6 separate regions of the Mus musculus genome follow, and all the other regions are linked to region 1. Evidence: chromatin loops called from intact Hi-C (ENCODE). Cell type or tissue: left cerebral cortex. All regions are shown on one strand.

The links. A loop is a pair of places that touch in the nucleus more often than their neighbours do. Peaks named below come from ENCODE experiments on the same cell type or tissue, not always from the same donor. Only the 100,000 strongest peaks of a DNase experiment are listed, where the experiment ranks them.
Region 2: it touches region 1 in a loop (3-fold over the local background); 2 of 42 quality-filtered maps call a loop at or near these places.
Region 3: a loop joins it to region 1, with 1.8 times the contacts of the local background. A loop is called at or near these places in 2 of 42 quality-filtered maps.
Region 4: a loop joins it to region 1, with 2.3 times the contacts of the local background. A loop is called at or near these places in 11 of 42 quality-filtered maps.
Region 5: it touches region 1 in a loop (5-fold over the local background); 10 of 42 quality-filtered maps call a loop at or near these places.
Region 6: a loop joins it to region 1, with 2.3 times the contacts of the local background. A loop is called at or near these places in 8 of 42 quality-filtered maps.

The regions. Positions count from the first base shown.
Region 1 is chr8:33,597,217-33,601,216 of GRCm38, reverse strand. Ppp2cb (protein phosphatase 2 (formerly 2A), catalytic subunit, beta isoform) reads right to left here and starts at 1,596. Exons shown (of 7, transcript NM_017374.3): 1 at 1,199-1,596. The coding sequence starts at 1,300. In left cerebral cortex, CTCF peaks have their summits at 977 and 1,711; DNase peaks (open chromatin) are centred at 979, 1,190 and 1,673; H3K4me3 peaks cover 1,852 bases; H3K27ac peaks cover 845 bases.
Region 2 is chr8:33,515,681-33,519,680 of GRCm38, reverse strand. It overlaps a transcript of Tex15 not described here. Among named protein-coding and RNA genes, the nearest start is that of Tex15, 53 kb to the left of the region's middle. In left cerebral cortex, a CTCF peak has its summit at 2,445 (motif pointing right); DNase peaks (open chromatin) are centred at 1,916 and 2,282; H3K4me3 peaks cover 1,029 bases.
Region 3 is chr8:33,240,897-33,244,896 of GRCm38, reverse strand. Wrn (Werner syndrome RecQ like helicase) reads left to right here. Exons shown (of 34, transcript NM_011721.4): 33 at 3,743-3,948. Among named protein-coding and RNA genes, the nearest start is that of Gm33281, 93 kb to the right of the region's middle. In left cerebral cortex, no CTCF peak of the experiment used is centred here; a DNase peak (open chromatin) is centred at 2,478.
Region 4 is chr8:33,729,494-33,733,493 of GRCm38, reverse strand. Gtf2e2 (general transcription factor II E, polypeptide 2 (beta subunit)) reads right to left here and starts at 1,427. Exons shown (of 8, transcript NM_026584.3): 1 at 1,365-1,427. It overlaps 1700104B16Rik (a long non-coding RNA gene), which reads left to right and starts at 1,007. Exons shown (of 2, transcript XR_004691281.1): 1 at 1,007-1,705; 2 at 2,417-2,960. In left cerebral cortex, no CTCF peak of the experiment used is centred here; a DNase peak (open chromatin) is centred at 1,622; H3K4me3 peaks cover 1,892 bases; H3K27ac peaks cover 1,592 bases.
Region 5 is chr8:33,218,149-33,222,148 of GRCm38, reverse strand. No RefSeq gene overlaps it. Among named protein-coding and RNA genes, the nearest start is that of Gm33281, 71 kb to the right of the region's middle. In left cerebral cortex, a CTCF peak has its summit at 1,509 (motif pointing left); a DNase peak (open chromatin) is centred at 1,496.
Region 6 is chr8:33,695,947-33,699,946 of GRCm38, reverse strand. Gsr (glutathione reductase) reads right to left here. Exons shown (of 13, transcript NM_010344.4): 13 at 1,785-2,801. The coding sequence ends at 2,652. Among named protein-coding and RNA genes, the nearest start is that of Gm24727, 6.1 kb to the right of the region's middle. In left cerebral cortex, CTCF peaks have their summits at 1,617 (motif pointing right) and 3,598 (motif pointing right); a DNase peak (open chromatin) is centred at 1,613.

The DNA.
Region 1 (4,000 bases):
AGTGGATCCTAAAATTATCAGAAAGTCAAATGGAAACACCTAGCCGGATTCGCCACCTCTTGGTTTATAGGTTGGATGTCACAACTACAATAAGGTTGACTGACTCAATTTCCAAACTGGACAGCCCAGTGGTGCTCCAGCTTGAGAGAGATCACCTAAAAGGTTACCTTTAAGACTTAACGAAATTACAGGTTATCACACAAGATAAATAAAAGCTAACTGAGACGATACACAAACAGTTTCTGAGGGAAACACCCTTTTCTTCACGGCTCTACTAGAAGAAAGAAACTCTCCTGTGCTAAGTACTTATTCAACCCACAAAGGCCCTGGTCAACTTGAAAAGCGCACCAAGAGCCATCTATCACTCCCCACCCCAAGTAAGGAGTGCCTGTTATCAGACGGATAAACAAAATCCTTTGGTAGGATCCTAACTTCTGGGGAAAAAAATGTAGACTCTGACTTGAATACTTAGCTCCGTTACTCTCTCGCAGGGCTCTTGAACATGGGGAAGCGAGTTAGCCCACAATAAAAAAGAGGAATGAAAAAAAAAAAGACTCTAAATAAGATGATATAAGCAAAAAAAAAAAAAAAAAAAAAAAACCCAAAAACCTAGCGGTTAATAAACCAATAGATACACACACATGTCTGAAAGCTGAGAAGACACGATCAAAAAGGGATTACCTAATCCATTACCTGCAAGCTATAGCGTGGGGTCGGGAGGGATACACAGGGTTAAAAAAAAAAAAAAGGAAGTAACTTTCTGTAACGTGGCCGGTTCTAAATAGCACCTATCCCAGTTAACGTTGCCAGTAAGCACCGTTTCCAAATTCAGCACCTGCTGTCTTCTTCCTGAAAAAGACGTCCCTCTCCATAGCCACTCGGCCGCCCAGACCAGCCTTCAGTCATCTGCCTCCGCCAAACCCAGGCTGGGAGAAGGCTCGGCCTGCCATCACGCCCACTAGTGTGCAAACAAAAGCTCCTTGCACTCCGTGGATCACCTGCGAGCGATCGACGCCACACTAACCACCGCTCGGTGTTAACGACTTTCAGGGCAGTTGTCCGTGGAGCCCGGGGACTGCAGCAGCCTGGTTTTCGGGGCGTGGGGTGGGGTCCCGCACCCCGTCCCCTACTCCAGCCGGGGGCCAGGGCCCGTTTCCCCCCCCGACCCCTGCGCGCGCCTCCGCGGCGGGCCGCCTACCTTCTCGCACAGCGTCCGCACTTGGTTCTCGTTCAGCTGCTTACACTCGTTCAGCTGCTCCACCCACTGGTCCAGCTCCTTGGTGAACGCCTTGTCGTCCATGGCGGCGAGCCGCGCGTCCCCGCCGCCTCCCCCGCCGCCGGCCCCCGGCGGGACCACCGAGCCGCGGAGCGCGCAGCCCGCGCCCCGCCCAAGCCCAGCGGGCAGCCGCGGGCCCCGGCCTCCGGGAGCGCCCGCCCCGCCCGGCCCCGGCCACGCGCCTGGGGCGCGGCGAAGGGCTTACGGCTCGGAGCGCAGAGCGCGGCGCAGCTCGGCTCGGCTCCGGCCCGACGGCGCCCGCCCGCCCGCTGCCACCCGCAGGCCTCTCCGCGCTCTGGCCACGGCCCTCTCGCTCTTTCTCTTCCCTCCCTCCGGGTTTCCGTCATCGCCCCGGCATTTCCGCCGGGAAAAGGCGAGTGGGCGGCGCCGCCGGGCCCGGCGCACGAGGAGGGGAGCAGCGCCCTCGCGCGGCCCGGCGGAGAAACGGTCCCCTTGCATCCTTCCCCCGGTCCTCCTGCCCACTCTGCCCTTGGGGAATCCGGTTCTCGCCTTGGACCTCTCTCCGCACAGGGCATTGAGACTGTTGGGCTTTTCCCTCAACCTTTCACTACCCTAGAGCATGCACTAAATATTTATTGAGTAAATTTCTACTCTTAGCAGTAATTCATTGCGTAGCCTTGAATCTCAGACCCTTTCTGTCTATATCAGAAAGATAACTTTTAACAAAGGATGTATTTACGTTTATGTCACGTGTGTACAGGTGCCTTGGGAGGACAGAAGAGAGTATTGGCTCTCCAGGAGCTGGAGTTGGTGGTATATGGTGCTAGAAACCAAATTTAGGGCATCTGTAAGAGTAGCACACATTCTTCATTCTTTCTTTCTTTCTTCTTCTTCTTCTTCTTCTTCTTCTTCTTCTTCTTCTTCTTCTTCTTCTTCTTCTTCTTCTTCTTCTTCTTCTTCTTCTTCTTCTTCTTCTTCTTCTTCTTCTTCTTCTTCTTCTCCTCCTCCTCCTCCTCCTCCTCCTCCTCCTCCTCCTCCTCCTCCTCCTCCCCCCCCCCCTCCCCCTCTCCTTCCCCTCCTCTTCCTTCTTTCTTCTTTCTTCTTCTCTTGGTTTTTTTCAACACAGGGTTTCTCAGTGTAGCCTTGGCTGTCCTGGAACTCATTCTGTTGACCAGGCTGACTTCGAACTCAGAGATCCACTTGCCTCTGCCTCCCAACTGCTGGGGTTAAAGGTGTGCACCACTACCACCAAGCTGTGTTTATCCTAACCTCAGCTAATCTCTTTAAACCATGAAATGATTTTTAAATTTTTCTGTGGCCATTCCATCTTATCATTCTTTGTTGTGACTACTATGATGCCTTGGCTGTAATTAGTGATCTTTATATAACAGGGGCTAGATACCGAGACCTTTAAAGCTGTGCTCACAGACCCTATTTCCTGGGTCTGAAACATGTACGGCTGCTTCTGCTGTTCGCAAGTGCTCAACAGCGTCATGGTTCCTGAGTTGGTTTTGTCAATTTCTCAGCTTGAAGCAATCCCCAAACTGCCTCTAGCTGCAGATTTGTCATTAGTTGAAATAAGTAAGCACAAAATCTTGTCAGTTGTGTGAGTACATGGACTTTGTGAAGTAGATGATCTCCAGTTTTAGGTGGGCTCTGGGCATCACACTCAGGCTTGTAGGCAAAGTACGCTGCCCCCCAGCCATCTCTGCAGACCTTGTTTATTTTAAGACAAGGTTTCTTTTATTCCAGGCTGGCTCCCTGCTCTGGAGTTGAGGATGACCTTGAACTCCTAATCCTCCTGTCTCCACTTTCCAAATTCTGGGATTACAGGCACTGCTACCTACCACACCTCTCTCAACGATGGAGTGGGAAAAGCAGCTGCCCAGTGGTACAGCAACACTACTACAGTGCAAGGGTTGGGAGCTGACTTTATAAGTTATGAGTGAATATCGGCAGTAAGTAAGAGAGACTAAAGTGTTTTACTAAGTAGTGCTATAGAGGAGGCAGGAATTTGGTCCCCCACACTTGCCACCCCGAGGCAGTTTTCACTGTGTGCCACAAGCTGCACTGGTACCTGCAGTGTCTTGCCTCAGCTTTGTGAGTTGCTGAGGTTAGCAGCATGCCCCTCCACATCTAAATGCCTTCTCTGTGAAGTGTGGCTATGCCTGGGGAACTCAGGATTCCCTTGAGTGCGTTCTCTGTCTTATTAACGAAAGCTTTGGTAAATAGAAGGAAGCTCAAGGACCCGTTTGTCAGAGTTTAAGAGAACAACAGGCAGGGCTGCAGATCTTGGCAATTTTGACCAAGAGGGAGATGAAGAAGAGGAAGAGAGGAAATCACACCTTTTGAGGTAAGGCCTCAGAAAGCAGGCATGTTCCATAGTGGAGCTACAAGGTGCGAGGAGTAGAGAGTAGAAAAAGAATGTTCAGAGGTCAGGGAAGAAGTTATAGTCTGTTAGGAAAGGGAAAGCATCCCCAAGAACTGAGCATCAGTAGGTTCCGGGGAAACTGGGCCCTGTATAAGTCATTAGCATAGCATCCTCTGCTGTCCTGACGGCCCTCACTTGAGCTGAAGTGCCCCTCTTGCCACACAATGTTGGGACGACTTTGCACATGGCATCTAGGAAACCAAGACCCTTTTTAGAGTACTTTGTACAGTCTATGTGCTTTGCATCTTTCTTCTCACTCCAACAGCGCCATACAGTGAACACTCCCTCCATCTGACAGATGAGGACGGACACAGGCGTGGGATGTGGTGTTG
Region 2 (4,000 bases), 82 kb after region 1:
AATTTCAAAGGGCAGTGATTACAAAGACTTTACTGATGGAGACTACACAGTACAAGGATATAGAACTGCTACCAGATTATAGAGGACTTTCCTTACAGGCATAGTTGTTCTACAAAGGTAAGTATTACAAAGCAAAGCTAAGTCATCTCAGGAAAGCATTTTTAAACACATCAACTCAACAAATAAAATACCGATGTTCTAGAAATACCTGCTGAACAAAAAGTCCATTTTAAATAAAAATAAGGAGGTCATTTTCATCTTTAATATATAATCTTTATAGATTTCAAACAAAACTAATCACAAACACAGAACATTCAGGGACTGGAGAAATGATCAGATTTCTTTACACCTAACAGTGCATTCAGGCACTTCAATAGACTAAATCATCCTTCAAAAAGGCAAGCATTCTGAAGTGAAGGCGAAAAGAAGTTGGAACATAGCAAAAGCACACTGAGTACACTTATCAAAAACAAAACAAAAAAACCAAACCCTACTAACTTTCTAACGCCAGTCTTCCAATATTGTGAAACTCTGGCCACTCACCCCAATGTAAAGAAATCATAGTCCAGGTACCATTACTTATGCTTTTAGTATAATAAAACACAACTTTATACCTGAAAAATCCCAAGCAGCCTAGTTAGTATAAGGACAAAAAAAATTTCAAAAGACCCAAGGATCACTGAAGTAAAGGTATAAAAATGTTTTCGCACACTGTAAAGTAAAATATGGCAAGATATATGGTGCACATTAAAGTGTGAGCTGCTCGAATTAGGCATTTCAGGAGAGGATGAGCTACTTGCTTATGAATTCTTCTTTAGAAATCTCTTAACAAAAAATTCACACAGACGTTCAAGGTGTTAAAACACTTTCCCAGCAAATGTGATTATCTTTATCATCATAGAAGGCTCAGACTTTTAAAATGTCTGATTTTAACTGTTAACAGTTGAGTTTAAGGGAACTGGTGAGTGAATATTTATTTATTTATCTATCTATTTATCTATCTATTTATTTATTTATTTATTTATTTATTTTTGCAATTCCTGTCCTTGATCACCTCGAAAGCTTTGATTCAGAGCAAAACAAAGCAAAAGCCTGTTTTTAACTGTTACCCAGACATTTTAAAAGTCTGAACCTTCTACGATGATAAAGATAATCACATTTGCTGGGAAAGTGTTTTAACACCTTGAACGTCTGTGTGAATTTTTTGTTAAGAGATTTCTAAAGAAGAATTCATAAACAAGTAGCTCATCCTCTCCTGAAATGTTAACAGTTAAAATGCTTTCTCCTCCAAACAGCAACGGATTATATGTATGTGTGTATACACGTATACACACACACACACACACACACACATATTCATTGTGTAGCTCTAGCTGACCTGAAACTCCCTCTGAACACCAGGCTGGCCTCCAACTCAGAGGTCTGCTTGTCTCTGCCTCCTGAGTGCTGTGCCACTATGCCCAGCTAGATGGCTTTAAAGATATATTTTTAAGTGGAAAAAAAAAAGGGGGGGAGGAGAGCTTTTGGGGTCGCTGTTTCATAATTTACTTCTTTTGTTTATACAACATGTTTTGATCATTTTCTCCCCTCCCCCCTAACTTCGTGTGAAACCTGGAAGCTTTTAAACATAGCCAAAATCTGAAATTATTTTCGAAACATGAACTGAACAAGTTCTTCGAACGTGTACTACTTCTACTGTCTGCACAGTCTTAAAAAAGAACATTCCAAGTTGTAAGCAGGCGATGGATACGTTTCTGGCAATCTATATTATACCCTGAGGTGGTACCCTATTCACCAGTCTCCCCTCAACAGCACACACACACACAAAGTTTCACACTGCATGCAGCTCACACCTCACAACCGGAGGGCACTGTGGCATCTTTAAAGCCTTAGAGTTGCCAATACCGTCGGCCTTTTCCGCTTTTTGGAGCACCACTGCCTAAAGACTCCCGCTCCACACCCCAATATGGCCAAAACTCAACCAAGGAGGAAAACTGTCTTAGACGATCTGGTTCAGCCGGGCCAAGTGACATCAATCTAATTCACCTGGGAAATCGACTCTTTCACATCCACACCACTACCGGACCCTCAGGTGACAGACAATATGTTAACATCCAAAGAATGGACTCAAAGCATCGTGGACCACGAAAGCGAAGTCACTCACAAAACCTCCTCTCAGCTCTGGCCACCGCACCTCAGGAGCAGAGTCGGCAGCAGGAGACTGGCTGCGACCGCCCCGCGCCTCTCCCCTACCTGGGATGGTCCGCGCGCGGGCGGGCGTCCACTGGCTCTTTGCAGCGAGGCCGCGGGCAGCCGGAGCCCAAGGACATCGTCCGGGCAGGACGCGGACGCGCGGCACCCCGTCTCGTGAGCCGCTTCGCCGGGCGAGCCCCAGGTGGCAGCCCGCGGGGGCGGAGCCTCTGTGAGCCCCGCCCACCTCGGGGACTCCCGGGGCGCAGCGCGGGAAAGCCAGCAGGGGGCGGGGGAAGCCCGGCCGCCCCCCCCCCCCCGCCCTGCTCCGCGCATGCGCAGGTGTGGCGCCCCCCCCTCCCCACGCCACCTCAGTGAGGCCCTCGGAGCCCGCATCCCCCAACCCCCGCGCTGAGGTGAGCACCGAGTAGAACGCGGCCTCACACCTTCTTCCACAGAGCGCCAGGGCGGCGGCCTCAGCACTCGACGCTGGGGAGGAAATCCGGAGTTCAAGTCCAGCCTGGTCCACAACTAAGCGAGAACTCCTGCTCCTCAAATTAATAATAATAATAATAATAATTAATAATAATAATAATACCACTTCCACAATTATCTGAAACCTGCTAACTTTACCTCCCTCCCATCCTCATCCACCACATCCTTCCACAAACCTGGAGTTACTTCATCCCTCTGGCGCCTTGGAAGTCAGTGCCCAGCTGGAACATAAAGCCCTCAAGCTCCTCTCGCTTCTCTGGAAAGTTCAGGAAGGCGGAGGACACTTATATACCGCCACGCGCGCACGTGCAAGGGGTGGAGCCGGGGCTTCTGACTGCGCTTGCGCAGTAGGAGGACTAGACCCCACCCCAATCCAGGCTTGCACATGCGCTGTTGGAATGGTACTCGTTCCCTAGAGCAGGCTGAGGTAAACTCTTAGTGTGTATGCCCTCTGCACATAGTAGGCTTGCAGGGAATTATTAACACTGGCTTCTGATATTATTTTAATAAAATAGATGGGTTGAGAGGGAAATTGGGCCACAGGGCCCAATTTTGTGACAAAACTTAACAGGCTTTGGATCCCCTGAGGATGGATGGAGCGACTGGTGGTCTGAGCCGCCTGACATGCGTGCTGGGAACTGAACATGGGCCCTCTAGGAGAGCAGACCTGCTTAGTTAAAGCCTGAGCCGGTAGTCAGCAAATGCATCTGTGTTTCAGGGATCTGAAACAACGATATTTTTTAAATACTCCTTGCATTCAGAAAGTGAAGTCTCCTTTACCTTCTGGCCTCGTTGGAGGCTCTTGTGGATCACAGAATCCAGGTCCTCTGGATTCGTCTGGGCAAGTCGTTTAGATTTAACTTCACATCTGTAAGCCTGAGAATTTCTGCACTATACCCAGGCAGAAACCCCAAGACACGGGGCGCAAAAGATGTACTGTGACATCTCTCAACAACTATTTATTATAAAACAAAATTAAAGTATGTGGCATGAGGTGGTGTCTTTAACATTTTGGACTATACAAGGGTTTCACTTTTACCTTTTCTGAAAGTTTCAGCTACGTTAGGACACCCAACTTTATGAAAATGGAAATACTTGCTTTTTTTTTTTTTTTACTCTAATTCCAGGTGAGTAAAGAGGTGTAACGTTCATCAGATCTTAACACCTTTCCAAGTAAATACTAAAATCTATTATATTTGCAATCCTATAAATTTTGTATCTCTAAACATTATTTTAAGCTCCAATCTTACTCTGTATAATTCTATTGTTCATCTTAATGATCTATTTTGATACTAAATAAAAGTTCAAATTTATT
Region 3 (4,000 bases), 360 kb after region 1:
ATGGCCAAACACCTGCCATCCCATGCAGGCAGAAGTCACTGCCCACCAGGTCACTGGGGTTCAAGAACTGTGCTCAACTGGGGACCAGGCTGTCTGCACAGCTCACCACCCTTCCCCAACACACCACAGACACACACACATATACTCCACCACCACCCCACAGAGACACACCACCCCCATACACTACACATACACACACACACACACACACACACACACACACACACACCACAGATTCAAAATCTACTGAATCCATTTGGTGTTCTCTGTGTACATGTGTATAGTATAGCTGATGTGATACCTTTTAAACTAAGGAATTATAAAACCACATACAACCACACATGGTTTAGAAATATTTTTTAAAAGTTCATAATTAGATAGCATGATTTACCAAACATCAGATAAAGTCTTCATAATAGCGAGTGACTAAGTCACTAGGAGGATACCACCATCTACAGTCTGCTGCATTGAGTAAACCTTACTCAGACGGGTACTGAATTGCAATAGCACACAACAGAGATGGTGTTTTAAACCATGCTTATGAAGCACATGTCTTGCTCTTCTAAAATATCCTGCGCCTAGGTTGAGTACATAGGATTCAGAAGTAGATTTCTGTAGCCTGCTTCAAGTCCCAGTAGAGGCAGAGGATATGGCAGTCCTGAAGTCTTAACTCTTGTTTCTTTATAATGCACTCAAAGTCTGTAAGCTGTAATGTGTGGATGTGAGACTTGAGGTTTGGGTTCTTGGCTTTCTTTGATAAGGCACTATGTATGATCTTACTAGAGAAAACTACATTATAAGTTAACGTAAGGAATGAAAATATATATACTACATTAATATCTGGACATTATTTTTATTTAGCTATAGCCCTGTTACATAATTCAATATTTTAATGAAGTTTGTTTGAGATATAAATTTTGCACAATTCCAAATTGAAATTTATTTTGTATTTTTATAACAATATAATTTTATGATATAATAGTTTGTATTTTATAATATAATATTAAATATATCATAATGTTATATTAACTCTTCAAAAATTGAGTAACTGTGAGTTGAACTCTTACTCTCGTACATCTTATTACTCTAGATTTTTCACTCTGTAACTTTATGATTTTATAATTTTGGGGTTTTTGTTAGTTTTTCTATCTTTATATAATTTAAAACTTCTTTTACTACATTGGGTATCCTTAACTAGGCTTAATAAGTTAAGTAAGATATTTAATGAGGTACCTAGATAATACTCTGAATAATTTCTCCTATTCTTTATGTGCATGGAACTGGAAAATTAAGGGTGCCTTCTGAGGGACCTTCAACACAGGGGTAACATGATCCCTTTTAGGGCACCTAAGGAGGACAAGCCAGTGCTGTCATTTCACTTTCCAGAGGATGTTTAGTACTGACTCACACGGGACAGTGGAGTAGAAATAAGTAGCTCTTAAACTACAAGTGACTTACTTGTAAAATTGTAGTCTCGGTGATTTTAAGATAGTGCTGAGATTTTTCTAAAATAGCACTAGCCAATAGAAATACAACATTAACCACACAGACACCTTAATTTTCTAACATCTACACTAAAAAAACTATATAGATACAATTACTTTTCATAACAGTTTAATGTGTTCTATATACTAAAATATTATCATTTCAATACTCAATTAACCTAAAGTTCTTAACAAGCTCTTTTCCATTTTTTCTGTGTTAAGCCTAAGTCAGATGTTTTGTGTCTATAACATGTCTTCTAATGCTAAAGTTTAATCAGAAATACTTTAGCCAGTATGCCAGTGTGTGCTTGGGAAATGAAGCCAAGAGCATTTATTATCATCGTCTTTATTATCTACATAGTGATTTCAAGGCCAACTTGGGCTACTTGAGGCACTGTCAAAAAAAAATGTCAAAATAGTAACATCAAAAATTGTGACCCATAATTAGCTTTTATAAGCCTTGAAGGTGGACAAAATAGACTGGTATAATATCAGTTTTTAAATTTAATACTTGAATTACTTAACTTTAGATATTCAGTAGGATGTGATAGGTTAATGGTTATAGTATTGGATACAGAACAGTTTAGAGATAATTTATCACAATGCATCAAGCTACAGTGTATCTAACCTATGGACCACCAACCCCACTTTCAGCAGTCCAGAGATACAAATGTAAGATAATGTTCCTTAGAACATTATTCTAAAGAAAAAGTGAAGACAGTGGGTACTCAAATTTCAGCCTGCTACATGCCCGGAGCAGAGGGCTCATCAGGGCAGTAAGAGTTGTGTGATTTCTGCGATAATTAGAACAGTGCATTGGCCCAGAACAATTTTATTTGGGCTGATATGATAATCTGGTTGATGATTTTTTAGTGCGTATCTAGTACAAAGTTCTTTCTAAGACTTTGCTTGGCGCCAGTCTTACATTTTAAACCTGGAACATGTGTAGGTAGCCAACTGTACTACTTCTGTTAGCATTTTTTTCCCATTTTGGATGAGCGCCTGAGTACCAACCCATAGTCTTTGGGAAAAAAGAGGCTCTCGGCCTGAAAATACCAACGATTTAAATTCATGTTTTCAAGATGTCATTAGAACATCCCTTGGCTTCTGAGCACTGCTTGGTGAGCTTTCTAACCCCAGTGAGGACAAGAATAAGCGCATTCTGGTTGCTTAGCTCTGTTGTACTCAACACTAAGGATGAGGATGCTGAAGAAAGGATGTGCTTCAAGGAAGAGTGTGGCTTATCTGTAGGAGACACTGCACTGTGTGCAGAAGCCGTGAGGGAGTTGTGTTGGCATTAAGCGTGCAGGCCCCGTCCTTCTGAAGGCAAGGCTCTGGTTGGACTCTGCCACAGAGCATCCTGTCCTGTGGATTCAGCAGCATTTACTTTGGGCACTTTCCGTCTTCACCTTTTCACAAAATCAATGTTGTGATGAACATATTCTCCCAGAAAATTCACCTTACAATGAGCATTTTAAGTAACTGATGTGGTCTGTTATGGTATATATTATTGATTTAATTGTCTTAGGATCTTATTTGTAAGTATCCATCACTTCTATTTTAAGAGCTGTTTTTAAGCCAGGTGGTGGTGGCGCACAACTTTAATCCCAGCACTTGGGAGGCAGAGGCAGGTAGCTCTCTGTGAGTTTGAGGATAGCCTGGTCTAAAAAGCGAGCTCCAGGACAGCCAGAGCTACACAGAGAAACCCTTGTCTCAGCAACCCGCCTCCGAAAAGAAAAAAAAATAGAACTTTTTTAAAAAGAACAAATTTATTTGCATGTGTGTGTCTCTGTATGTGTGCAAAAACACAAATGTGGGTCTCTACAGAGGCCAGAAGGGGGCATCAGATACCCTGGAGCTAGAATTCCAGATGGTTGTGAACTTCTTGATATGGGAACTAAACTTGGATCCCTTGTAAAAGCAATGTGAGCTCTTAACTATCTCTCCAGCCCCAAGGATAAATTTTTATTTTTTAAAAAAATTAATTGGTGACCAATATTTGGAAACTGAAGTATAGTTTCCTTTAAAAGAGGATCTATTTGTGATTCTTGTTATTCTCTGGGAACAAAAGAAACATTAAAGAATTTTCCCTATTAATTTTACCCCATTTTCTCTTAGGGATGTTACCATTTGAAAAACAGGAATGGGGGGGCACACAATCTTCTTCCTTCAAATATAGTATTTTAAAATTTTCACCTGATATTTTCTATAATATTCTGCTTACCTTTTATTTATCTTGGTTTTCTTATCTCTTACAGATATGTATAAAGTTAAACTCATCAGAATGTTAGTTCCTGAAAACTTAGACACGTACCTCATCCACATGGCGATTGAGATTCTTCAGAGTGGTTCCGACAGCAGAACCCAGCCTCCTTGTGATTCCAGCAGGAAGAGGCGTTTCCCCAGCTCTGCAGAGAGTTGTGAGAGCTGTAAGGAGAGCAAAGAGGCGGTCACCGAGACCAAGGTATCGACTGCATGCATGCTTGCGAAGTGTCACATGTGCACTTTGGGTGCCC
Region 4 (4,000 bases), 130 kb before region 1:
GGTCTAAGAGTAAAACATCTGCTCCTCCCAGTTTCAATTCCTAACATTTGAGCAAATAATCTACAGAACTGCTCTAAATGTAGTTTCCTCCTAGGTCTGGGGAATGGGGCACTATCAGTGTTGTACATACTTGGCTCAACTCTAAAAGTGAGGAAGTATTTATGAAAGATTTTTTTTCAAGAGTAATTGTTATTTTGGTTGTATTAGGTAAGAAATTAACATTAACTTAATATGCAAGTGAGAGAGGTATGAGTAGGGAAAGCATGAAAATAAGAAAAAATTCACAACGTGAGAAGACTGAGGAAACAGGCAGTTTGCAACTCCTAAAACAGGAACATTTTACTTCATAAGGTCAGATGACTAATCTGGACGTCAAATAAAGACTTTAGGACAGATCAAACCTGTACAACTTAGAAAAACCTAACTACATAATGCCCACAAGTCTGAAAGACTAAGCATTAGTGCTATGGCTAATTTTAACACATAAAACCTGAATAGAAGTGGCACAACTAAGTAAGAAGTCATGTGTCCCAGCCCTGGAACCCTAGCAAAGCTTTCTGAAATAAGAGAGACCTCTCTATATGATGATACCAACAAAGGCACCCAGAGCAAGCGGTTTACTCTCCGGAGTTCCAACTAACTTTTCCTCCTTTTGCAACCAACATCTGTACTGCAGTGCACATCTTAGGGCTAACCTGGGTGGTAAAGAAACTATATCCACGTCTACTTTACATTAATCTGGTCAATCAAAAGCCCCGAACAGGATGTTACGACCGAGAGCTGGTACGTTTCACGGTGGATAGCTACCGGAAAACTAACATTTCAAATCTTCAGGCTCCACTGTCCAGTTCTTTCCTACCCCAGAATCTGCAATCTTCCAGCAGCCTGTCTGTCTACTCTGTCTCTCGCTTCACGGCTCGCCCCCGAGTACCGGAGCACATCAGGAAAACGGAGCGCAGAGTTCGATCGGGAAAATACCTCTCGACTCCTCCGAAAACTCACAACCTCAAAAAGTTTAAAGCAGCATTAGAAAAGCCAGTCGGGAGGGGACGCCATGGTGGTCCCCCCAACTCCACACAGGGATGAGCTCGGCTGCTGTGGTTGTGGCCAAGAAGCGGTCGGCACCATCCGCTCGCCCACCCGGAATCCTTCCCGCTTTCCAACCCGAAAGTTTGCTGTATGGACGTCCGGCCTAAAAGACAATGCTGGCTGGGGCGAGCCCCTCCTCTCGGGGGCTCGGCTTTGGAGAACGGCTCGGCGGCGTGGCGTCCACGCGCGCGTCCCCTCGGAAGACGCGTCCCGCTTCGGGGCAGCCGAGTCCCACGCGGGACTCGTCCCCCTTCGCCCGCCGCCGCAGTCCCTACCTCAGCGCCCGCAGCCCGCGCCGCCTCCCAGCCTCCGCCTCGGCCGCACGCACGCACGCACTCACGCACGCACACACCCGCCCACCGCGGGCCCGCTTCCCGCCCCCCGCCGCCGTCGCGGCGCGCACGCCCAACACGGACCTGCCAAGGGGGTCGAACCCGAGGCGGCCGTGGTGGTGGCGTTGGCGACACAGCCCCGGCCCCGCCCTCCACTTCCTGGTGCGGCGGCTAGGACGCTCGCTCCCAGCAACCACCGCGACGCCGCTCCGAAAAGGCGCCTGCGTCACGGCGTGCTCCGCCCCGAGTTTCCATGACGACCGGAGCGCGCTCAAAGGCTGCCGGTAGCCACGTTTACTCTACCAGCTCTGCTCTAGGGAAGAACGGAAAGCCGCTTTTCTTGGCACAAAGTCGGAGCAGCTCCTTCAGCCGGCTCTGGAGTCTAACCCAACCGGCAACATTACCAATAAATCTGTCATATTTTTTGGAGGGTGGGTGGTTTTGGTTATTTGAGACAAGGTCTTCCTGTGTTGCCCTGATTGGCCTGGAACTTGAATTAAAGTTGCAGAGATCGTTCTGCCTCGGCCTACCAAGTGCTGCTCCATGCCAAGCTTTTTTATTTTATTTCAAATACCACTCACCAGAACCACCTTTAACAAGTGGCGGGGGGCTTGGGGGTGGGAGGGACAGTCTAGCAAAGGCAAACTCAACATAGAATTCAACTTCTGGACTTCAACCTCAAAACTTACAGCTCAGCTTCTGCGCTTCGAACACCGGCTCTTTTCATACCTGTGACCTGTCTTTGATTTTTTGGGGGACAATATAAGATGTGGGTGCGATATTTGGCAACAACAACAAATAATAATAATTGGCCCATCCTGCACCCTACAACTATCCTTGTTTGTACAGCCTAATCCAGTATTTAAATATCCCATAGCTGTAGTTTATTAGTACTAATTACTTTGGGTCTTAGTTTTGTATGTCCCGCCCCCCCCCCAACATAGGATACTAGTGATGATGCAGAAACTAACTTTGTATAACTAAATTTTTGTCAGGTCCAAAGGAGAGTCCAATTCTTCAAACTTCAAATGACAGTCCGAAGATCCACTAGTTAACTTAATCTGGACTATACGAGGAGTTCTAACAACTGACAAAAGACGGCGGCATTCCTCCGGAACTTGTGAAGCTCTAGTTTCTGTCTAGGAAAATGACTCATTTCCCTTTCCTCCAGCAAAAGTGACTTATGGCTCTCCAATTAACATGTCAGCACAAGGTGCAAGCCCGGCAGCCTCCAGACTCCCTCAGTCCCTACAAGCACTTATACATTTCAAAGCCTGCTCACCAGTCCCCTGGCCCTTCCCACCCGCCCACCGATTACTCATTCTTCTTGTTCACTCTTCTCCGCTCCTGCTGCTGCTTTTCTCAATAAGCTTCCCCTATTTTCTATCAGTGGCCATTTTCCCGTTTCTTGTAGACAGTCCTGGCAAAGCCCAGTCTGCTACACATGGTCAATCTACTACTTTCTCTCTCTGCCCTGGACTCTCCAGATCCCTGTGGCTGTTCTCACTCTCATGTCTCCAATAAAAACCTTAGCCATAACATGGGGTGGTCATGTTGGCAGTTTCTTCACCACACCCCTCTTGTATACATCCAGTGCCAAACATGCATACAGTCTTAGGGTTACCGGGATGAAACAACGTAATGAAACCCTTGGAGAGGAAAGGGTTTATTTCAGCTTACACGTCCAGGTAACAGTCCATCTGTCTTAGTAAGGCTTTACTGCTGTGAACAGACACCATGACCAAGGCAACTTTTATAAGGACAGCATTTCATTGGGGCTGGCTTACAGGTTCAGAGGTTCAGTCCATTATCATCAAAGCAGGAACATGGCAGCATCCAGACAGGCATGGTACAGAAGGAGCTAAGAGTTCTACATCTTCATCTGAAGGCTTCTAGCAGAACACTCACTTCCAGGCAGCTAGGATGAGAGACTTAAAGCCCACACACCACAGTGACACACCTACTCCAACAAGGCCATACCTACTCCAACAAGCCACACCTTCTAATAATGATACTCCCTGGGCCAAGCTTATACAAACCTTAACGCCATCACTGAGGGAAGTCAGGGCAGGAACCTGAAGGCAGAAGCTGATGTAGAGGCAATGGGATTGGAGGAAAAGATCCCCCTGCCTCCACGCTCTGCTGGGATTAAGAGCATTTGCCATTGTTGTGCTCTGAGTCCACAGGAAACCCAGATGAGCCCAAGAATGTCAAAGTCTGCTGCAACTCACTAAAGAGTCTTTTATTGTTTCAAGTTTGAACTCAGATAGTCAACCCAGCACTCACTGCGTGAATGTTGGCAAGCGACCCTGAGTCCAGACAGAAAACATTGGATTTATATACAATATAGTTAGAATAGTGTGAATATTCATGGAAAAGGGGAGTAGAGGGTAGAATAGTACTGAATTGGGGGGGTGTTAATGGGTGTCTGTTCAAGGACTAATTTTATGGCCATTCGTAACTGTGACCTGACCTCTGTTTACTTTTTTCCCATGGTCTCCCTTGAGCTTGTTATTTCTCTAAGGTCTCAAGGACAGGCACCTGGAGTGTTGCTGCTTATCAGCAGGAGTGTTTGGTTT
Region 5 (4,000 bases), 380 kb after region 1:
CTCCTTTCATCCCTCCAGCACCCCCCACCCCAACGTGCTCATGGCTGGCCTCCACTCCTCTACTTCTCTACTCTTTCTCTCTGCCTTTCTCTGCCTCTACTACCCTCTTGGCTCTCCTCCCCATGCCCTGAATAAACTCTATTCTATATTGTACTATGTGGCTAGTATAGGCACATCCCTCAGGGGGAAGGGATGTCTCAGCATAGACCGAGCTATCCCCTTTCCCCATACTCAACGACACCTCCATAAAACATATTTCTCCCCTCTCTTTATCTTTTTATAAACACATCAGTTACAATGTGTATAGATAGTTTAACAATTGATTTGGGCACAGTACTTGAGAGGTGGATTGAAAAGGATCAAGAGTGGTGTGTAGTGACCAGACTGCAGTGGGAGCCTGCCTGTCTCAAACAGATAAGCAAACTGTCCCTAGTCTAGTTGTTTTCTCCCTTGTAACTGTAGAAGCATCTACCAGAAAGCATCTACAGTCAGCAGCTGGGTGTCCAGAGTAAGGCCCATGTCACAGACACTGCTTTCCAGGTCCTGCTCCTCTCTTGTACTTAGCCAGAGAAATCTGTGTCCCCAGCCTGAAGAAGACTGTTGTTGCAAGGCAGCTTTATTGAGAACCTACTACGCACCAAGCATAGTTCTGGAAGCCACGGACACAGTAGTGACCAAAGAAAAAGCAATGTGGTTCCCCTTAGAGTAAGGAGAAGATGTGGGGGTGGGTAGTTCACATTGAGTATGGGGAGACCCTGTTGAGTTGTGAGAATTAATTGACAGCGTGTGATGTGAGTCCAGCCTTGAGCATGATAGTCCACCATAAGCCTCTTTTATTAAACTCACTGTATAAAAGAGGAAACAAGCTTAAGAGCAGTTGATGAATAGAATGCGCTTTTGAATAATAAGCAGTAGCCATTCTCATTCTCCCTATGGGAAAGCTGCAGGAGAAAACAGAACGTTGTCTAATGGCTTGATGTAAAGGGGGCAGCTAGACGACTTTGACATTTAGGGGCACTCAGCTAGATCTCTTCCTGTACCAACATAATGCTTTTTGTTTAACAAACAAACAAAATTACAGAGGGGTGGACATCGCAGAAGGAGTTATCAAAATAATTAGAACAACAGGCTGTTTTCTGTGAAATAATCTGGTTTGTGGAGTGGATACCCATTAAATCTCAGCCTGAAGTATAAATTACATTTAATCCTTCCAAGGCTCATCACTAGCTGATTATGGGTTGGGATATTTAAACTAAGACAGTGTTGGACACTGAGCAAGATACATCTTTCACTGGGGCTCTGCAAGCCTTAGAGAGGAGAAGGGCTTAAAAAGCCCCCCAAGCTCCCTTCATTCTGGCTGGGGTAACATTATTTTTATTGAGTCATTTTAGTTTTATATTATTTTAAGCGTCCTTTAAAGACATGTGAGCCCATGCTCCCTCACGTTTGCTTTGGCTTATTTCCACACTGGCAAAACGAGCTAGCAATTTACCACACTGTTTCAAGACTACCATCTGCTGGTTGAAATTGGCAATTTCAGGCAATATGGTTTGTAGGAAAAGCAGGATTATCTTAGGCTTAATTTACTTTGGGTTGATTGACTAATCAATGGAATCACTTATCTAGTACAAAACTTAAAGTCGAGAGGGAACGATTTCTGTAATGGGCAACGAGGACTCAAAATGTTTAAGCTTATAACCTGACTTTAGGCAGTTCAACAGACACCCACTAAAGAACAAACGGGACAACTAGCACAAAGAAAGCAGACCCGTGTCCAGTACTTGTGGTGGGTCATTTGGATATGGATAGAGAAACATGGAAGTCTTCAAAATCTTGACTGATTAGGCATAAATGAAAAAAATATAGACACCAAATAACAGTGTTCAGGACTCCTGGCAAGAGTGCTAAACTCATCTGCGCAGGAACTTGGCCAGCTTCTCAAAGATGAGGTCTCTCCCATCTGAGAAGGTAAGGACTAGCCAGATGTAAAATAGAAAAGACATTTCAGGTGGAGGGAACAGCCAGCCGGCACACAGAATGGTGTCTGGAGTGACAAGATGTTCCATTTCTCCAGAGGGTAAAGCGCAAGGTGGGCTGTGCCTTGTTGGAAACCAGCAAGCAACCCGCCAGGACAGGAGACTGCCTGGCCTGGAATGGGTTGACATGGGACACAGAGTTGGATGTAGAGATAGTTTTAAACACTGATAGTCTCTGGCCTTTAAACTTTAACTATGCTAAATGCTGAAGTCGCTGGCTTCTAAAAAATCCTAATAACTTTCTCGCTTATTCTGAGGCTGACTTGGACGATTAACAGCTGTAGTGTAACGGAGGTGGGGGGTGGGGGGCAGGGGATTAAGTAAAAGATTAATTGCTAAGGGCTTTATTCTCTCTTGATCAGAAGCCTGGCCTCCCACTTGTCAGGCTGGGAGGGAGGTTTGGAGCAATAAACTTGTATTGAACCAGGAGAAGAGAGTCACTCTCAGAAGGAAAGACTTTTATACAAGCAAATATGCATAAACTCATGTACATTTATATATGAATTCATGCACACACACACTCATACAGCTTCATGCATTCCAGTTAGGTCTAGCTACTGACTTATCTCATAATTACATACTAACACACACACACACATCCAGACTTACATATGCATATGAAACAAAAGACCAACTGCCAGGGCAGAAAGAACTCACTCATTCTGGATGAAAAAAATGAGCTCCAATCTTTATTGCATAGAGAAAGAAAAAGCTTCTACCCTTTTATTGCTAAATAATAAACCCAAGTCTTTGATGAAAAAAGCTTTGTTCTCTTTAGTAAGACTCAACCTGTCTTGCTATTAAGAAAAGACCTGCCGGGTGTGGTGGTGCACGCCTTTAATCCCAGCACTTGGGAGGCAGAGGCAGGTGGATTTCTGAGTTCGAGGCCAGTCTGGTCTACAGAGTGAGTTCCAGGACAGCCAGGGCTATACAGAGAAACCCTGTCTCGAAAAACCAAAAAGAAAGAAAGAAAGAAAGAGAGAGAGGGGGAGGGAGGGAGGGAGGGAGGGAGGGAGGGAGGGAGGGAGGAAGGAAGGAAGGAAGGAAGGAAGGAAGGAAGGAAGGAAAGACCTGTTCCATCCCATGTTAAGAAGCGTGCCTGCTCCTTCTGCTCTCTCTGTGGCTTCTTTTTTGTCCCTCTTTCTGCATTCCGTGTATTGCTCTCTCCTTCTGCCCTTATCTTAATGTCTTCTTTATTTTCGAGGGAAAGTGAAAGGTGGAAAATCTATCAGACTCTATGCTCTCTAAATTTCCAAGTTGCTTTCTTAATTTCTAAGCTACTCTACTCCGCTGCCCTTCTTGCTCTCTCCTCAGTCTTGCTCTCCTCCTGCTCTGATAGAATGTCATGCAATGTAATAATTTCTAGTTTTTTGTGCTTTCTCTAGGGGAATAGAAATGTGTTTTCCAAGCATATTTTCCCCCATAAAATCAAATCATAAATTGAAAAGAAGTTTACCACAGTGGTGTTTACATGTATTTCCATTAAGAATACTTAGCTGGCTAAACATTAAGTTTTTATCACTAGGTCCACAGGTTTGAGGAGAATTAAATATCATTATTTTCATATCTAAGTTGACACTGAAGTTTTGCATAGATAAACCTAGTCAATATTTTATCTTCTGTCCTTGCACCTACAATAAATCATTCTTTTCTTGTCATGATCGTTGGTCAATTGTTTTACAAACTCTTGGAATGTGTTTTAAGTTGTAAAGCCTTCTTTCTATCTCAGAAGCAATTAACTCTTGACACTTGAAGACTGGCAGAGTTCTAATTGCATTTTTCATATCAGAAATGGCTTTAATAACAGTCCTATTATAAAGGGATTAATAATTACTAGTATAATTCTGGGAGTTCTTATAGAATCATCATTAAGAATTAAGAAATCGCTCTCTCTCCCTCTCTTCTCTTTCTGCTGTCACCTTCTCTCTCTGTCTCTGTCTCTGTCTCTGTCTCTGTCTCTGTCT
Region 6 (4,000 bases), 99 kb before region 1:
AAGCCACAGCATCTCAAGGGCTAGGCTAATCTGAGGACAGAGGAGAAGAGTCTGTTGGTTTACTATGGACCCAGTACAGGACCACAAGGTCACCAATGGGACTCCGTGATAGGGCTCAGGTTGTGGCTCAGTAGCAGAGCCTGTATTCCTTGTACCATCCCCAGGGCTGAAGAACAAGGTAAACATAGCACATACGGTGTTAGAAGAGCGCTGGCTCTTGGAGCCTCCCCTCCCAGCAGAGGTACAATTCAACTCCGGGACATGTGCAGAGTAAGACTGGAGCCCCAGTGGAGCCCCAGTGGAGCCCAGAAGCTCAGCACACTATTTTTCAGGCTACTGAGAGTGGAGGGCACCTGTATCAGTCAAAAATCCACGTTTGGGGATCCTATCTTATTCCCGCCACAAACACATGATATAGTTACTAATGCGCTTGTTTTACTTCGTCGGCACCGGGGCTACCCAGAAGCCAGTGCTCAAACTGGCTGTGGCCAACTCAGAAAGTCACCCAGGAAAAGCTTAATGAAAAGCCTCAGTCGGGCATGGTGGCGCACGCCTTTAGTACCAGCACTCGGGAGGCAGAGGCAGGCGGATTTCTGAATTCGAGGCCAGCCTGGTCTACAGAGTGAGTTCCAGGACAGCCAGGGCTACACGGAGAAACCCTGTCTTGAAAAATCGAAAAAAGAAAAATGAAAAGCCTCAGTAGCATTGCATTGCTCATGAAACCCACAGACAAGGAGGACTTTGCTTACCCAGCTGATAAAGACAACAGAAATGGGGTTATAACACACACACGACCCCCCTTTAAAAAAAGGGGGGGGGGGCTGGCGAGATGGCTCAGTGGTTAAGAGCGCCTACTGCTCTTCCAAAGGTCCCGAGTTCAAATCCCAGCAACCACATGGTGGCTCACAGCCATCCATAATGAAATCTGATGTCCTCTTCTGGAGTATCTGAGGACAGCTACAGTGTACTTACATATAATAAATAAATAAATCTAAAAAAAAAAAAAAAAGTCAGGATCTCTTGTAGCCCAGGCTGTCTCCTGGCCTCTACCTCTCCAGTGCTGGTGTGCACCACCGTACCTCAGGCTGCTCCTCCACCCCCATCTATCCACTGAGACTGTCTTTCATATCCCTGGTCCTTCACGGCTTTTCTTTTCTTTTAATTTATTTATTATATGTAAGTACACTGTAGCTGTCTTCAGACACCCTAGAAGAGGGTCTCATTACAGATGGTTGTGAGCCACCATGTGGTTGCTGGGATTTGAACTCAGGACCTTTGGAAGGGCAGTCAATGCTCTTAACCGCTTAGCCATCTCTCTAGCACTTTAAAAAAAAAAAGATTTATTTGTTATATGTAAGTACACTGTAGCTGTCTTCAGACACTCCGGAAGAGGGCATCAGATCTCACTACAGATGGTTGTGAGCCACCATGTGGTTGCTGGGATTTGAACTCAGGACCTTAGGAAGAGCAGTCAGTGTTCTTAACCACTGAGCTATCTCTCCAGCCCTCTAGCACTCTTTTTTTTTTAAAACTTTATGTGTTAGTGTTTTGCCTGCATGTGTTTGTACACCATGTGTGTATTTGTACACCATATGTGTAGTGCCTACAAAGGCCAGAAGGGGGAGCCAGGAACCAAACTGAATCCTTCACAAGAATGAGAAGCCCTGAACAGTCCCATCCCTCCAGCCCCTCTGGCACCTGTTTTAAAGAGACTTCTTCGCTAACAGATGCTGGTGTCTGTTCTCCCAGTGTGGAAAGTCTTAGAAAATACACTGACAGCAGCATAGTTCGTAATAAATTTTATAAGACAATGCAGTGAATTTCAAAAATTTGGAACAGTTTTCATAAAAAACAAAACAAAAAAAAAAAAACAAACGCAGAGATACAGAAATGACTGAATGAACCAGGAATACTCAGAAGAAGAAAGGGCTCCCGAGTGCCTCAGCCTTCCGTCTTGCATGTACTGTCATTTCTCCTTTACCTAACCAGCCTCAAGTCTAACTTTAATGCACTTTGTTCCATGAAAATAACACAAACCATTTTAAATCATTTAACACAGAGCAAAGAATAAAACAAGAATAGAGAGGTAACATTGGGGCAGCTTTCCAATACAGAACAAAAATACCACGTATATTCTGCAGACTTCCCATCATATAAAACTAGCAAGCTAGGCCAGGAGAGGCCATGCAGGCCTAGAATTCCAGCACCCATGAGGCTATAGCTGGAGGATTCTGAGTTGTTTGAGGCCACCTTGGGCTGCATAAAAAAAGGAAAAAAATAAAAAATAAAAGAAATTAGCCAGCAATATTCATCCATCAGGTACACTAACTTGAGTGTATGTCATGTACATTTAAACTTGGAATGGGGCCAAAGCAAGAAAAACACAACAAACACAAGGCTGTTAATTAAACAACAACAAAAAAATCAAAATATTAATTATAAATATTATCAAATGAAAACCAACCCCGGATTAACAAAACAACCTTCTGATTAGATACATAAGTTCTTCTGTGCGTGTGTATAGCTGGAAATTTACACCACCAGAAATTCCTGATTAAAATACAGAGATCTGTAGAAGCTGGGCGTAAACTCGATCGGTTCCTCCCGGAGGCCTGCTGGTCGCACCGCTAGCCACCTGGGTCCCCAGGCTCTCAGCGCAGGGTGACCAGCTCCTCTGAAGAGGTAGGATGAATGGCAACTGTGTTGTCGAAGTCGGCCTTGGTGGCCCCCATTTTCACCGCTACAGCGAAGCCCTGCAGCATCTCATCACAGCCAATCCCCTGCATGTGAATGCCAACCACCTGCGAGAAAACAGAGATTAGGGACGTCAGGTCTCCATATCCAAAGTAAGTGTAAGTACGCCTAGGAGGCAGGTCCTCTGCAGCCCCACTTCGGTGGCTCCTTCCAGTGCACACTTGGCCTGCCTTCTTTCCTTTCTTCCTTTCATTTATTTACTTTATGTATATGACTACACTGTAGCTATCTTCAGACACACCAGAAGAGGGCATCGGATCCCATTATAGATGGTTGTGAGCCACCATGTGGTTGATGGGATTTGAACTCAGGACCTCCGGAAGAGCAGTCCCTGCTCTTAACCACTGAGCCATCTCTCCAGCCCCCAGGCACTTCTTACTCCTGCTTTTTTCTTCCTATCCCATGCACTTCTCTTGCTGTAGAAGCCTAGGCCGGTCTCAAACTCCTGATCTTCCTGCCTAAGCCTCCTCGGTGCTGAGATCAGGAGCAACACCACCATACCTTCCTTCTCTAAGAACTAAGCCCATTCAGTAACCAAATAGCTACAGACTTGTGTCTTCCTGGCCCTGCTAATTCTGTTCCCTGCTTGCTGAACACCAGCAGTTCTGTTAAGTCATGATATTATATATTTTTGGGACTACACAATTATGATAATTCAACCCCTATTTCTGTTGCAACAGCAAAAACTCCTGAATTTTAGTTATAAAAGAACTTGGGAGCCCACATGCCAGCATGAGACCATGGTAGAATTCGAAGAGAAGGGCAGGGCCCTGCTGACTCTGACGTGGCAACCGTAGGCCATGTAAATATTTATGTATTTATTTTATGTATATGAGTACACTGTAGCAGTCTTCAGACGTACCAGAAGAGGGCATCAGATCCCATTACAAATGGTTGTGGGTCACCATGTGGTTGCTGGGAATTGAACTCAGAACCTCTGGAAGAGCAGTCAGTGCTCTTAACCGCTGAGCCATCGCTCCAGCCCCTTAGAATACATTTGCACTCATGTTTATTTCACTGTGTGTTGCGGGGAGGGGGTGGAGATAGAGCTTGAGCAGATGCAGGGGTGTGAGTGATTAGGCGCATGGGCTATTTTCTGTATCGGTGGAAGTCAGGGGAAAAACTCCTGGGAGCCAGTTCTCTCTGCCCTCCTACAGAATCAGGCGATTGGCGGTGTTAGGTCATCAGGCCTTCGAGCAAGTACCTCTACTTGTTGAGCCATCTCATAACGTAATGTCACAGCTAG